Regions from separate parts of the Mus musculus genome. Here region 2 is linked to region 1. Evidence: chromatin contacts called from ENCODE Hi-C or POLR2A ChIA-PET data. All regions are on one chromosome and are shown on one strand. The core of a region is the stretch at or near the end of the contact, and the rest is flanking DNA. Distances in the headings are between cores, read along the strand shown. Region 1 holds the start of Tars (threonyl-tRNA synthetase). Region 2 holds the start of Amacr (alpha-methylacyl-CoA racemase).

Region 1 (7,075 bases), core at 3,372-5,871:
GCCTACAAACGGAAAATATTTATCCAATTCAAAGATGCCAAGATCATCTTAGTCAGATTACTTAAATAAAATAGCACATATCACCGTAGTCTATATATTCGATATAATTAATAATTAGCTAGAATATTTTATATAAAACATCAAAGTTCCCCAAAAGTTTGACAAAGATTTAAAAAACAAACAAAAAAACAAACCCAACTTCTATTGTCTAAGCAAACAGTGACCCTGATAATTGCTTCTCCAAATGATGGCAACATAGATCCCTCTCCCCTGCACCCACCCCCTTAAATTCACTATGTAGCCTTCTCTAGCCCTAAACTCGTGATCCTCCTGCCTCAGCCTTCCAAGACAGATTACAGTTTTGTGGCACCATGCTGGCCATTAACAACAATAAAAAAGAAATGGCTTGGTTCTACTACGATTTTATACGTGTGTACATATAAGGGAATTATCACCTATTGTCAGGCCTAATGGCACATGGCCACAACCCCATCAGATTACCACAGTGGTCCATGACTACTGACGAAAAACAAATACACTAACAGTGGCCGCAGCCCATCACTGTACAAACACGAGCCCAACCCCAGTCTATCCAGTGTGCGCCTGATTATCTCTTCCCACCCAAACTTCCATGCCTTACTATAGTCTACTTCTGAATATACTTGGCATTTTCAAAACAAAATAACTTAGTTAAACTTCCTGAATATTAACTGAGCAGTGAGCTCCATGCCAGACGGGTAAAACCTGCATTTTGTCCCTAGACAGGCACCAAGACAAGTTTGCAAATGATCGGAGCAGAGAAAGCAAGGTCTTGGGCACACCATGTCCACTCTACATTCTGGTAGAAAATTTAAGTCACACAGTAATCACACTCCCCACTTCAAAGTCTCAGCAGTCACTGGACTGCTTGTTACCTTTTCTAGACCACGTTTCAATCTGTGGTGGGGCAAGACATAGAATTCCAACCGAAGTAAGACGAGGAAATTAAGAGACATACGTATTACTTGCAAATCTTAGGAGTCACTATCAACGATGTCTCCCACAATAATGTGAGTGTAAAACGAACAGGGATTGGCTGTTCACAGGCAACACCATCCTTCATCACTGGTAAAGCCGGCCTTTGTAAACTCAGACAGTTCTCAGCTCAGCAACTCAGCATTGTAAAAACAGGGTCTGTGCATTGTTTTTCTAAGACACGGCCTCACTATGCAGCCTGGGTTGGCCTAGAACTTGGCACTCTCCTGCCTCCAGCTCCTAAATGTTGGGATTAAGGGTGTGAATCACTACTCCAGCTTTATAACCCACTCTTTAAAGTCCATTTATTGAGTTACTTTTAAAAGCTTAGTCTTTTGTGCTCCTACGACCCGGCAGCTCTCCATGGTCCCCAGTAAAACTGCAATGACTAAATGCAAAGAAGCAAAGCACAGCTCACGGCAGTTGAAACTCAAACCCAGCAGAACCAGGCGCACAACCACCTCCTCAGGCACCAGGAACAAAGTGCATTCTGGGATGGCTTCTAAACTACCAGTTCCCTGTGACATGGGCCGAGGAACTGAATAATTTTCTGGACACAAGTAAACCACCAGAAGGCAGAAGCAGATCCAAGCAATGACAGAGGAACCAAGGAACCGGATTCTGTTTGGTTCTGGTTGTACTTGTAGGAACCCAAGAAGGAGTCTCTAGCCCTTACCCCCCCACTTAAGGAAGCAGAAAGTCAGCACCCGGTCTTGACAGCTCTGCAACAACTGTAGCCCTTTCTCTATACTTTTCATCTTTCACGTTTCTGCCTATGTCCACCGTGAGATCATTTTACCATTATCCACACGTCCCTTTGCACTGGCGGGTACCTGCAAGTCCTTTTTCCTTCTCAGGCTCCTTTAAAAAAAAAAAAAAAACCCTCCTTTCCCTGGGTTTTCCAAGGAGTGCTACTTTACTGCCTTCAGTGACCATAGAGCCCTTGCACAGGGGACAGCAGGCCTAACATCTGGGCTCGACCTGCAGCGTGCAGACAGCAGAAAGAATGCCTGCAAAGAATGCCTGTGTGTGCAGCGCACATGCGCTCCTTCTGTAGGGCGCATCTGAGACAGTCCCCTGTTCCTCGGAAGCCCCCCAGACCCAAGCCTCCGTGACGGAGCTCGTATTACCTCTGCTCGACCTCCATCTCCACCTCCATCTTTGCTCTTCTTCTTGCCTCCTTCTTTCCGCTTCTCCTCGCTGGCATCCACCTGAAGAAGCAAAAGAGAACTCTCGCACTTCAGCCTAACTTGACACCTTCTCCAGAACTGCAGCTAAGAAAGCTATCATCTTAAAACAATGAAATAAAATGGACAACCTCATTTTGAAAGATTGGAAACTCCATCACTAGTAAAGTCAAGTTACACAACTTACAATTAAAACAATCTCTAAGAAAGGAAGAAAAGGCCACTTATCAATGCGCACTTCCTCAAATTTCATTTATAACTGTCCCTGTAACTTTCCCTTCAATAAGCTTACCTGGACCTGTATGCAAAGCAATAAAAAAATGTAACATGTTCAATAAGAGTTATTTCGAGGAGGGACAGGGAGCACTATCTCCCTCCCTCCCTCCCTCCCTCCCCACCAGCTCTCTGCAGGGAGACTAAAGCACACATGTGGACTGAGTGATCACTTGTTTATCACTTCAGATCTCCTAGGCTGTTTTCCCTCTTCACACTGAATGTAATTATGTTCTTCACAACAATGCTGTGAAGATTATGTGTGAAAGGAAAAAGGCCTTGCAGCCTGTGGGGCTGAGGACGGCTCTCGATGACAAGCGAAGTCTGGGGTCAGATCTGTACCTCGCCCAGGAAGCTGCCAGAAGTTTAAGGTACCTGATTATTACAGAGGAAATGACATCACACTTCACATTTCAAGTAATTTTACTCACAAAGTCCCACTCTGAAGTGTTACATGCCCACTCAGGGGATGATTATCTTAAGAAGCTTCCAGCCTCAGACGAATCTCAAGAACCCAGTCGGCCTCAGAAGTAACAGGGTGGGTTTAGCAGGATTAAAAGACAGCAGGAGGGGCTGGAGAGATGGCTCAGCAGGTAAGAGCACTGACTGCTCTTCCAAAGGTCCTGAGTTCAAATCCCAGCAACCACATGGTGGCTCACAACCATACGTAATGAGATCTGACTCCCTCTTCTGGAGTGTCTGAAGACAGCTACAGTGCACTTACATATGATAAATAAATAAATCTAAATAAAAAAAATATTTAAAAAAAGACAGCAGGGAAGGAGGCAAAGGGGTAACCAAGTTATAAAACCATAAAACACCTTAAAAACATAAGGAAATAGGAACAAAATCTATCCATGTATACCTGTCATTCATCGCCTTAAATCTGTAGCTTAAAGCGCATACACAAGCATTTTAGTGATTTGCCCTATCAGGATGGAAACTCCTCTTGATGAAGACCCTAGCAACCGTCAGCAATGGTTACCTAGACAATCTGTCATATGGCCTCACCCCTTTCCAATGTTCCTTAAACCCCCATGCCATGTCACTTTTTGACAATACAATACATACATAGCACCTCCCTACAAAACTCCTGCACGTAGAGAATACTGATAGCCTCAATCGCTGCACTTCCCTCCCGTCTCTCCCTGTACAGCCGGGGCACAATTCATCCCCTGAACCTGGACAGCCCTGCCCTGCCTGATTTACCTGACCTCATTTTTCCAAACCCAATAAAACAGTCTGACTGTGCTTCTCTATAACTCAACCAAGCTAATCAGAGAAGTACGATTTTCCAGTCCTGCACATTTGGGGAGCCCCCAAAGTCAGGAATCGATCTTAACTTGTGTAGCCACCTGGACTGCCTGACTAAGTGCCAGGGCAAATAAATACACAGGGGACACAGGCACAGTTGGCTGTAAAAGAGGGGTGGGGCAGAAAACACGCCAGTGTACAAATGCTGTTCCTAACCAGTGGGTGACAGCCCAAAGCAAAGTTTAAAGGGGATGTGTGTGAAGTTATTTAGGTCGCTTCCAGCACCTGGCAGACAGAGGCTTTAATTTCAAAACAGTCTGTCAATGGGGGCATCCAGCCTTATTTAGCACCCAATCTTGGGCAAACTGGATCTGATCGCGGGGACTGGCTTTTCCTTCCTAACTAGAGCTTTTTGCTCCACGCAGTTTAGGATTTTAAAAAGTTCTTCAAATGTTCTTCCCGCTTATTTTAGTGAAAAAATACAAGCGCGGGAGTCTAAGCCCCAAATGCTTACTATCTGAGCAAACCACTCAGTCTCAATTCACAGATCTCTAGGATGAAGATGCCCCCCCACCCCCCAGACCCTGCCAGCAAGAGTTCCTAACTTATTACCCAGGGCCCCCAATACCGACTGCTCCCTGCTACTTTCCACTCCTGCCCCGCCGGGCAGTGCCGGCTCCCAGAACACATCCGCTCTCTGCACCCCACGGCGCCTGCTCACCGGCTTCTCGCCGTCCATCTTCCCCGAAGGGCTGCTAGCCTTCTCCTGCGACATGGAAGGACCACAGAGAGACAAAACCCGTGAGCTGCACCGCAGAGAAGACCCCAAGCCGGCGGTGTAGACCTACAATTCCGCACTGCGCGTGCGCCACGTGGCCACAGGCGGAACCAGCTAACCAGCTGATGCAACGGGACTCCTGGCCCCGCCCTACCTGGACACGAGGCCAATGGGCTACGCGGAGAGGCGGGTCCTCCCTTTCCTTGGCCAATAGAATAGCCGAGAATGACGAACCCTTCAAGAAATCCCATTAGTTCCAGACTGTGTAGTGAGGCGCGCAAGCGCACTCTTCCCCTTCTGACTGTAGCTTGCATGGCCTTAGCGGCCACCGTAGTGAACTTGAGCTGCTTGGACTGAGTTTCCCGGAATTGCTGGATATGGTCTCTGGCGCTCTGGTTTATCTCAGATGCGCTCTACCTGGAACGTTGGCTGATAATCTGAAGCGATGACTCAGCCTTCCTCATGAGAATAGGACCGATTTGCTGTTTGAGGGACAAGCGCCATTGATCAAAGCTTTCTCAGTGTCTCACGGAGTTTTCCCATAGACGGCACAGAGATAAAATTAACTTTTTACTTGAAGGAATAAACTCCACACAAAAGTCATTGATATCACGGGAGCTCGAGATTAGATTTTTACTACTTAAGCAAAATGCTTAGCAGAAAGTTCTAGTTGGCCTGCTTATCCTAATAGCAGCTGCCAGTTTTTGGGTTGTTCTGTGTTTTTTCTTTGCTTCACTGTGCAGCCAGGGATAGCCTCGAACTTGCAATTTAGATCTGGCTAATCTGGGAGCCTTCTGCAATAGCCACCCAAATTAGAGGATTACAGGCGTTTGCAACCATGTCCACCCAATGTCCACACCACCACCAACCTACACACACACACACACACCAGCCGAGTAGAATTGAGACAGGGTCTCACTGTATGTATAGCCCGGCTGTCCTGGAACTCGCTGAGATCCACTTGAATGTGACAAATGCCTCCTGGGTGACTCTTCAAGGAGCAGGTTCCCATTTCCAAGGAACATATTGTCCAGGGAAACAATACATTTCACAACGGCCTCAAAAAACATGAACTATCTTGGAGTAACTCAAACAAGACAAGTGAAAGATTGTACAAGAAAAACTTTAAGACAATGAAGAAAGAAATTGAGAAAATTTCAGAAAACATAAAAATCCCCCCATGTTCATAGATAAATACAGTAAAAATGGCCATTCTACCATTCTACCACAGGCAATCTACAAAGTCAAAGCAATTGCCACCAAACTTCCAACACAATTCTTTACAGAACGTAGAATGTTAAGTTTTAGATACACACACACACACACACACACACACACACACCACAAAATCACGATGGCTAAAACAATCCTGAAAAAAAATGTTGAAGGTATCACTATCACCAACCTTGTTGTGGGTATAAGAGACTCCCAGGAATCAAAGGGAGGGACCTTAGATGAAATGCCCGACAGTAGGGAGAGGGAACTTATAGAGTCCACCTCCAGCAGGAAGACAAGTGAGGGATGGGGTTGCCATCCCATAGTCACATCTCTGACCCATAATTGTTCCTGTCTGAAAGAATAATAGGGATGGAAATGGACAGGAGCCTGAGGAAAAGAAGGTCCAGTGACAGGCCCAAAATAGGATCCAGCTCTAGGAGAGGTCCCAAGGCCTGACACCATTATTGAGGCTATGGAGAGCTCACAAATAATGATTGCACTCTGAAAGACCCAACAAGCAGCTGAAAGAAGTCAGGTACAGATATTTGCGCCCAACCAATGGACGAAGCTTTCCAGTTTTATGAGATCACATTTATCAATTGTTGATCTTAGAGCATGAGCCATTGGAATTCTGTTTAGCAAATTTCCCCCTGTGCCGATGAGTTCAAGGCTCTTTCCCACTTTCCCTTCTACTAGATTTAGTGTATTTGGTTTAATGTTCAGGTCCTTGATCCACTTGGACTTGAGCTTTGTACAAGGTGACAAATATGGGTCAATTTTTATTCTTCTACATACAGACAGCCAGTTAAACCAGCAAAATTTATTGAAGATGCTTTCTTTTTTCCATTGTATATTTTTGGCATCTTTGTCAAAGATCAAGTGATTGTAGTATGTCTTTTTATTTCTGGGTCTTCAATTCTATTCCATTGATCAACATGTTTGTCTCTGTATCAATACCATGCAGTTTTTATCACTATTGCTATGTAGTAAAGCTTGAGGTCAGGGATGCTGATTCCTCCAGAGGTTCTTTTATTGTTAAGAATTATTTCTCTGTTCTAGATTTTTTGCCTTTCCAGATGAAATTGAGAATTGTTCTTTCCATGTCTTTGAAGAATTGTATTGGGATTTTGATGGGGATTGCATTGAATCTATAGATTGCCTTTGGTAGGATGGCCATTTTTACTATGTTAATTCTGCCAATCCATGAGCATGGGAGATATCTCCATTTTCTGAGATCTTCTTCAATTAATAATGAGCAATGTTTGTTGATACCCATTATTTCATTGTAATAGTGTGAGGGGTTTTTTGTTGCTGTGTTTTGTTGTGGTTTGGTTTTGGTCTGTTTGTTGTT
Region 2 (7,075 bases), core at 1,719-4,218, 420 kb before region 1:
TTGGTCACACTGCTACTCATTCTAATGGCATACCAATAATGTTGGATGCTTCAGGGGCTCACTGCTACTCATTCTAATGGCATACCAATAATGTTGGATGCTTCAGGGGCTCACTGCTACTCATTCTAATGGCATACCAATAATGTTGGATGCTTCAGGGGCTAAGAATAGACCACAAGGTAATCTTTCCAGATGACCTTGGGAAATACTCAGCATTTTCATCACTCTTCTCTACATGTCTAAAGGGATTGCCACCTGATACAGGCTGGAAAAAAAGCACTCACCTCAAAGGATGCATTTGCATAGAGTTTTGGTGCTCTGTTTAAATGTAATATTGGCTTTCGAGTCAACCAAGTTTTCAGCTCATTGTTCATAATATTTCAGAGACTAGCCTGATTATGATGGGGCAAAAATAAGCCCACTTACTAGACTCTACATAGGAAAAACACTTCTGAAGTCTAAACTGGGAAATAGCATTTGGTTTAGTGGGTTTTATTCTTATACTCATTAATAAAATACATTTAGTCATTTCAGGTAACCTTCAGATAGGGCAATTATTTACAATGCTCACAAATAATTGGCTCCTCTTTTAAAACAAACAAACAACCCCATGTAGATAATATTGAGTTCTACTGGCTTAGACTTGCAGATATAAACTTTTCTCCCATCTGGCTTGCCACATCTTCTCTTTGCCATTGCATTCCTGGGGCTGTGGTAGAGCTCTCTTGACTCTGTACAACAAGCTGAGGTAAGATGAGGCTGATATAGTACAGAAGTTATCACATTTTTTTTAATTTGGGAATTATACCCAAATTTTTATATACACCGTGTTATATTGAATGGTCTGTAAACTTAATTAAATACAGGCAGACAAATGGATGCAAAGTAAAGTGTATTCCATTTATGAGATCCATAACAACATGTCTTAAATGTTTTCAATAAAAATGATATTATTTTCTCTATTATCATACTTGACTAATGTTCACAAATCAACTTTAATATGCCACAGTGTTATAGAAGGTGCTAGATGGTTTTTGCCTAGCTTTCCCCATCCCAGAATCTATAAAGAAAAAGGATTAAATTTGCCACCAAAACACCATTATGCTACCTGCTATAAGTTGACACAGATAGTAACATAATTTGGGGGCTGGAGAAGCGGTTCTGCGGTTAAGAACACTGGCTGTTTCCCAGAGGACTGACTTTTGCTGCCCAGCGTTCACGTGTCACCTTACAGCCATCTTGCCCTCAGATACAACACCCTCTTCTGGCCTCTGCAGGCACCAGGCATGCCTACACTGCACAGACACACATGCAGGCAAAAAACTCGTACCAATTACAAAATAAAATTTAAAAATTTAAAGCTTCTTACTTATTTAATCTTTTTGCTTTAGGAGGTTTTTTGTTTGCGTCTATATATTTTGTTATTGTTGTTGTCATTGTTGTTGTTGCTATTGATTTGGAACAGGGTCTCATGTAGCCCAGGCTAGCTTTGAAATTGCTGTATAGCCAAGGATGACCTGGGATTCCTGATGGCTCTTCTTCCACCCTCCAAGGGCTGGGATAACAGTTGTGTGCCACATGCCAAAAATTCCAGGCTTTATTACAAATAATGCACCATGAATATCCCTCATTTTAAAAATATCTGGACACAATTGCCTATGCATAATTCATATGATTGTTCCCCTGATTAGCTTTTAGAAGAGAATTTTGGCCAGAGAAAAGATCTGCAGTGTTGAGATCTCCTATCACACAGTCTGCTTTGCGGGGGGCTTCTGGATAACTCACTACTCTGGGAGGATTTGTAAAACATTATGCTGGCTAAGACTTGTGATTCATGTGTACATGATCCTGTATGTAAGCTTAAGTCATTCAAGCCACATCTGTACCACTGTTTTTTTGTTTTTGTTTGTTTTTTTTTTTTCAGAAAAATAGAAAGGCAGCAACCCTGATAAAATGTTAATGTCTCCATGTGGAAGTCAGCCATACCTTTCCATGAGATTTTTCCATTCCAGTTTATCAAAATGCAAAGGAAATAATAGGACAGAACAAGGCTGGAGCAAGGGTAGGCACTTGAGACAGCATCAGACAAGCAGAGAGCATTAGGGACCATGTGGAAGTTGTCTGCCTTTACCACGAGGCTGCTCATTCTGAGAGAGCACAGACCCCTTTCCCTGAAATATCTTAAAACTCAGTAGCTGGTTAAAAGTGTTTTGGCTACAACTATGTAGCATTTCGCCTTTGCTTTTATTATCTTCCTCACTTGTTAAGAATGGGTATGGGAGATTTCTAGCATTCAAGTCTGGCTCTATTCAGTTTCCTAGAGCTGCATCTGGCTACCTGCAAGCTCCCCCCATTACTAAGGGAAAAAGGACCTGTAAATGAGGATGGAATATTTGTGATTATTTTGTTGCATTTTAAAGGCTGAAAAAAGTTTCTAACTCAAAATTGTAACTGTCCGTAAAACTGACAGCTGACAAACCAAACTGACTTCTAAAACTCTCCCATTTAACCTGAGATGAATAATTCTGATATCCCAGACTCTTCTAAATGCTGGGATTATCCGCGTGCACAACACCGGCGTTTTAAGCGGTGCTGGACTCCGCGCACGGATTTAGCAACTGGTCTACACCCCTGGCCCTATGGGCATCTAGGAGAGGTTTCAAACAGTTGCAGGATGACAACTAGTTTTCAGGGCGGCGAGGGAGACACCCAGTGGTTGCCTTCTTACATTGATCTAAGGAGTTGAGTGCCTTTAATCACTTACTGGGGGGTGAGGGTAGCGATTCAGGTGGCTCGATGAAAGTGTCCGAAGAGGACTCGCACAACATGGGGTCAAGGACACAACTCATGACCTAAACCAAAGTTGAGCAGCTAAACCAACTGATCCAATGCTAGGGTGGGCAGGAAGTGCGCAAGCGCGCAGCCTTCCCGGACGGGGCGGGGCGAGGCGGGGTGCAGGGGGCGGGGCAGATAAACTGTGGCTCGGGCGCCGAGCCGCTCCGCTCTCACCCTAAGGCTGGCCATGGTGCTGCGTGGCGTCAGGGTTGTGGAGCTGGCAGGCCTGGCCCCGGGGCCGTTCTGCGGAATGGTCCTGGCGGACTTCGGCGCCGAGGTGGTGCGCGTGAACCGGCTGGGCTCCACGGGCGAGAATTTTCTGGCCCGAGGCAAGCGCTCGCTAGCGCTGGACCTGAAGCGCTCTCAGGGAGTCACGGTGTTGCGGCGCATGTGCGCACGCGCGGACGTGTTGCTGGAGCCCTTCCGCTGCGGTGAGCCCTGCGGTGCTGCGAGATGACATTCCCTCCTGCCCGATTTCTCCCAGCTTCTCTGACTCCTTCTTAAGACTTTTAATTTGCTTGATTCCCCCCCCCCCAGATTTGCCTTTATTATTTGGAGGTATTGAACCGTACGAGAATCTAGTGCAAGAGATAGACTGAAAAGCTTCACATAGGAATAGAGTCATTGACCCTTTGATATGTGATATACCCATGCTCTAAAGCCATTCACAGACCATGGTTAACCTTTCTCTAATTGCTGGTATTTCCAAGTTCCAGCTTCAAGATCACCTCATTTACTTTGGGCCATATGAAAACATTGTTTTAGTGCTCTGTAGACAAACGACCAATTTGTTAACAGTATCAGTTTTGAGCACTTGCATGCTTGGTGGCATGCACCTCCATCCGACTGTACATTGGTATTTGCAACTGTCACAAACCCTGAACCAAATCTGAAGGCATTCCTTCTGTATTAGCTCAGAGAATCCATTCCAACCAGCCCCTTACTAATATTGCCTGGTAGATACCAGGACGACAGTAAATTTGACAATAAGTGGGACGGGAGTGGGTGTCTAGGCATATTTATATTTAACTCTTTTAGTTCTCACAAGCATATCTGAGGACAGTACTGTAACATTTAAGATTATGTCACAATGTAAAAATGCTCCAATTGAAGATGAGGGTGGGTCAGTGTGATTAGTTTCTTCAGTTGACTCTTAATTCTGACAACTTTCACCAAAATCACAACAAACACTGTTAGTATCACTTGCAAGAGTGTGTTTTTGGTTTGCCCCGTAAAAGGAATTATTCCCATCTTTGATTCGTGCTCTCTTTAAAAACAAAACTGATAGGTTAGGGTTATTTTTCTGCGTGTGAAACGAGCCAGTTCAAGCCAGATTAGATTATATTAAAGGCAGGTTTATTGGGAAGCTCCTCTCTAGCAGTTCACTGGCCCTAAGGACCAGGGAAGTGTCCATGGGGAAAGGAAGGATAGGGAAGGAGAGAGAAAGAAAGGTCATAGGGGGGGGGGGAGGAAGAGGAAGAGGAGGAATGGGGAGCTTAAAATGTCTGGATTGTATAGAGAAGAGCCTCTTGGGGAAGAGCAGCCCAGGTCTGGGATGGAAAGTTCAGGGTTGGGGGCTGGAGCATATGCCAGGAAGGAACTGAGGGGTGCTGCGAGGAGGACCTGGAGCCAGGTCTATTTTGATATGTGATATATGCACCTCAGTCCTTGTCCCAGGAGCAAACAAAAACAACAACCACAAAACAATTGATTGCTTTCCTCTAAAGGTGTCATGGAGAAACTCCAGCTTGGGCCAGAGACTCTACTGCAGGACAATCCAAAGCTCATCTATGCCAGGCTGAGCGGATTTGGCCAATCGGGAATTTTCTCCAAAGTAGCTGGCCATGACATCAACTATTTGGCTTTATCAGGTAGGTTTGAAAGGCTTTTCTAAAATAATTTGAACTGGCTCCAAAATCAGGAAGTACAGTTACATTGCTTAACAAGGGTTTTTTAAACATTTAATTATTTTTCATTATGTGTGTATGTGGTTATATGCATGTGAGTATGTATGCTGGTGAGAGGGTCCTGGATCACCTGGAGCAGGACCATGGTAGGTTGCAAACCCTTCTAGGTGGGTGCTGGGAATCGAACTTGGGTCCTCTGGAAGAACAGTACATATTCTCAACCACTGAGCTCTCTTTCTAGCCCCAGCCTTGATTAACACGAATTTAAAAATGTGAAGATGTTAATGCATCTGGCAGAGAGAACGTGGTTGTTAAAACGGGTTGATTTGCTAGAACTGCTGTCCTTAAGCTCTGTCCCCACCCTAACCCATTTGAGGGCTAATAATCAGTAGTAGCACTGGTTTCCTACAATTGGGAAGTCAGTTTTAAGGAAGCCCCGACTAGGAGTGAGAGGCAAGGTAATATGATGGCTGGTCACTCTACTTAGTGGGAAAGTTGATTCAGTTTGATTCTGACATTCCTTCACCACGAATCACTTGGAGCCATCATTCCAGACATCTGTGAACCCGGCTCAAAGCCCATGGTTTTCAGGTCTCGCTATCACTTCGTTAGAATCTGCATCCGTGAGGACGGGTTTTCAAATAGCCTGGCTCTATTATGTATAAGAACTGCATGTTACTGATGAAAGCAAATCTACTCTCTGTAAGAAGATATTGAAAGGTTGAATATAAACCTTCCTGACTGTCCAAAGTATAAAATGGGCTTTCCACATATTTTCAAAACTTAATTCCTGTTCCTTTTTGGGTATGATTATATTCTTATATCTCTTTTTAATAAAATTCAAAATGAATTATACTGTTTTAGAGCCAGGAAAAAATGGGTAGTAATATGTCTTCTTTAAAACTTAGTTAGTGAAGACTTTAATAAAATATTGAAAATGTCGGTTGGGATGGTTTTTTAAAATCTTTTTGTTTGTTTGTTTGCTTGCTTGCTTTTATGTAAGAGGACGCTTTGTAAGTGGACTCAGTGGATTCATAGTTTGAAGAGCATTGTGCACCGTTTTCACTTAGGGCAGTGACTATAAAAATCGGCTGTCCTGCTAAGGTATTCTTGTGTTCACTTAAAAGGGGCGTTCAATTTGTTGTCCATGGTGCAGGCGTTCTGTCAAAGATTGGCAGAAGCGGTGAGAACCCCTACCCACCGCTGAATCTCCTGGCTGACTTTGGCGGTGGAGGCCTCATGTGCACACTGGGCATTGTGCTGGCTCTCTTTGAACGCACACGCTCTGGCCGAGGGCAGGTCATCGATTCAAGCATGGTGAGTATCAGTTGGGGGCAGAGCGGGATGCTAGGTTTGCCATTTGTGCCTCAGTATCACGTGTGACTGCCTCAAATCTTTCTGAGTGAGAGAGACTGGGTCTTTCTGGGTAGGTCTGGCTGTCCTGGACCTCAGGAAGCCCCCCCTCCCTCTGCTTCCTGAATGTAGGGATTAAAGATAAATGCCAACATGTCTGGCAAGAGGTCCTTTGCTTTAAAATAGCCTCACCCTTTTGTATGCATCAGAATGCCATATTGAAGCCACCTATGGGGTGCTTTAAACCTTATTTATTTAGTGTGAGTGTGTAAGAATGTATCTGGAGGTCAGAGGACAAGGTTGGAGAGTCAGTATCCTCCTTTACCTATGGCTTCTGGGGAACTCAGGTTGTCAATCATGGCTGCAGGCATCTCCAGTAAGCCATCTCTAGCAGCATGCTCTAAACTTGTAACAACTCGCCTGATTCCTGTGTTGTATTTCAATGTTTTTCTCCAAGTTATCTTTTATGATTAAACTAGAGCTACCAAGTAACGATCCTTCAAAACTGAGTTTCAGCAGTGGTTTGCAGCCAGTGGAGCAGGTTCTTAGAGATGCTAAGGAAGGCGGGCCTTCCTGTCCCGACCTCTTGCTGCCTTTCTTAGGAGATGCTTCAGTTTCACGTTTCTCTGTGTGAACACTCATTTCCTCCAGCTGAGTCCTTTCTCTGTGTGATCTCTATCTTCAGCCTGGGTGAATATATAGTTTCCTCAGCTTCTGGCACGGGTATGATTCAAGGTTCCCATTGGATGCATGAAACTGAAGATAACTCTAAACTTAATGTTATTTCATTTTACCCAGACATACCTACATACACAGTGTATAAATTAGACACAGTAAGAGATTAACAATACTAAAAACAGAACAGTATAAAATATGTACTAATAAAGTTTACTTACAGAGTTCCCTAGTTAATATTTTCAGATGGCTGTTAATCTAAACTGTAGCTATTGGAAGTGAGGGGGCGCGTAAAAGGAGAGAGC

Evidence for each region. A loop is a pair of places that touch in the nucleus more often than their neighbours do. ChIA-PET counts read pairs that join two places held with the same protein, here RNA polymerase II (POLR2A).
Region 2: POLR2A ChIA-PET joins it to region 1 with 17 read pairs in embryonic stem cell. The contact joins the promoter of Amacr here to the promoter of Tars in region 1. A Hi-C loop is called at or near these places in 1 of 37 maps with a recorded cell type or tissue (T-helper 2 cell). POLR2A ChIA-PET finds 5 or more read pairs at or near these places in 4 of 5 experiments (Patski and embryonic stem cell).

The regions. Positions count from the first base shown.
Region 1 is chr15:11,395,037-11,402,111 of GRCm38, forward strand. It overlaps Tars (threonyl-tRNA synthetase), which reads right to left and starts at 4,622. Exons shown (of 19, transcript NM_033074.3): 1 at 4,450-4,622; 2 at 2,145-2,225. The coding sequence starts at 4,503.
Region 2 is chr15:10,978,788-10,985,862 of GRCm38, forward strand. It overlaps Amacr (alpha-methylacyl-CoA racemase), which reads left to right and starts at 2,969. Exons shown (of 5, transcript NM_008537.4): 1 at 2,969-3,266; 2 at 4,563-4,706; 3 at 5,899-6,059. The coding sequence starts at 3,023. Gm34315 (a long non-coding RNA gene) reads right to left here and starts at 2,846. Exons shown (of 3, transcript XR_383838.4): 1 at 2,765-2,846. It overlaps C1qtnf3 (C1q and tumor necrosis factor related protein 3), which reads left to right. Exons shown (of 6, transcript NM_030888.4): 6 at 1-1,375.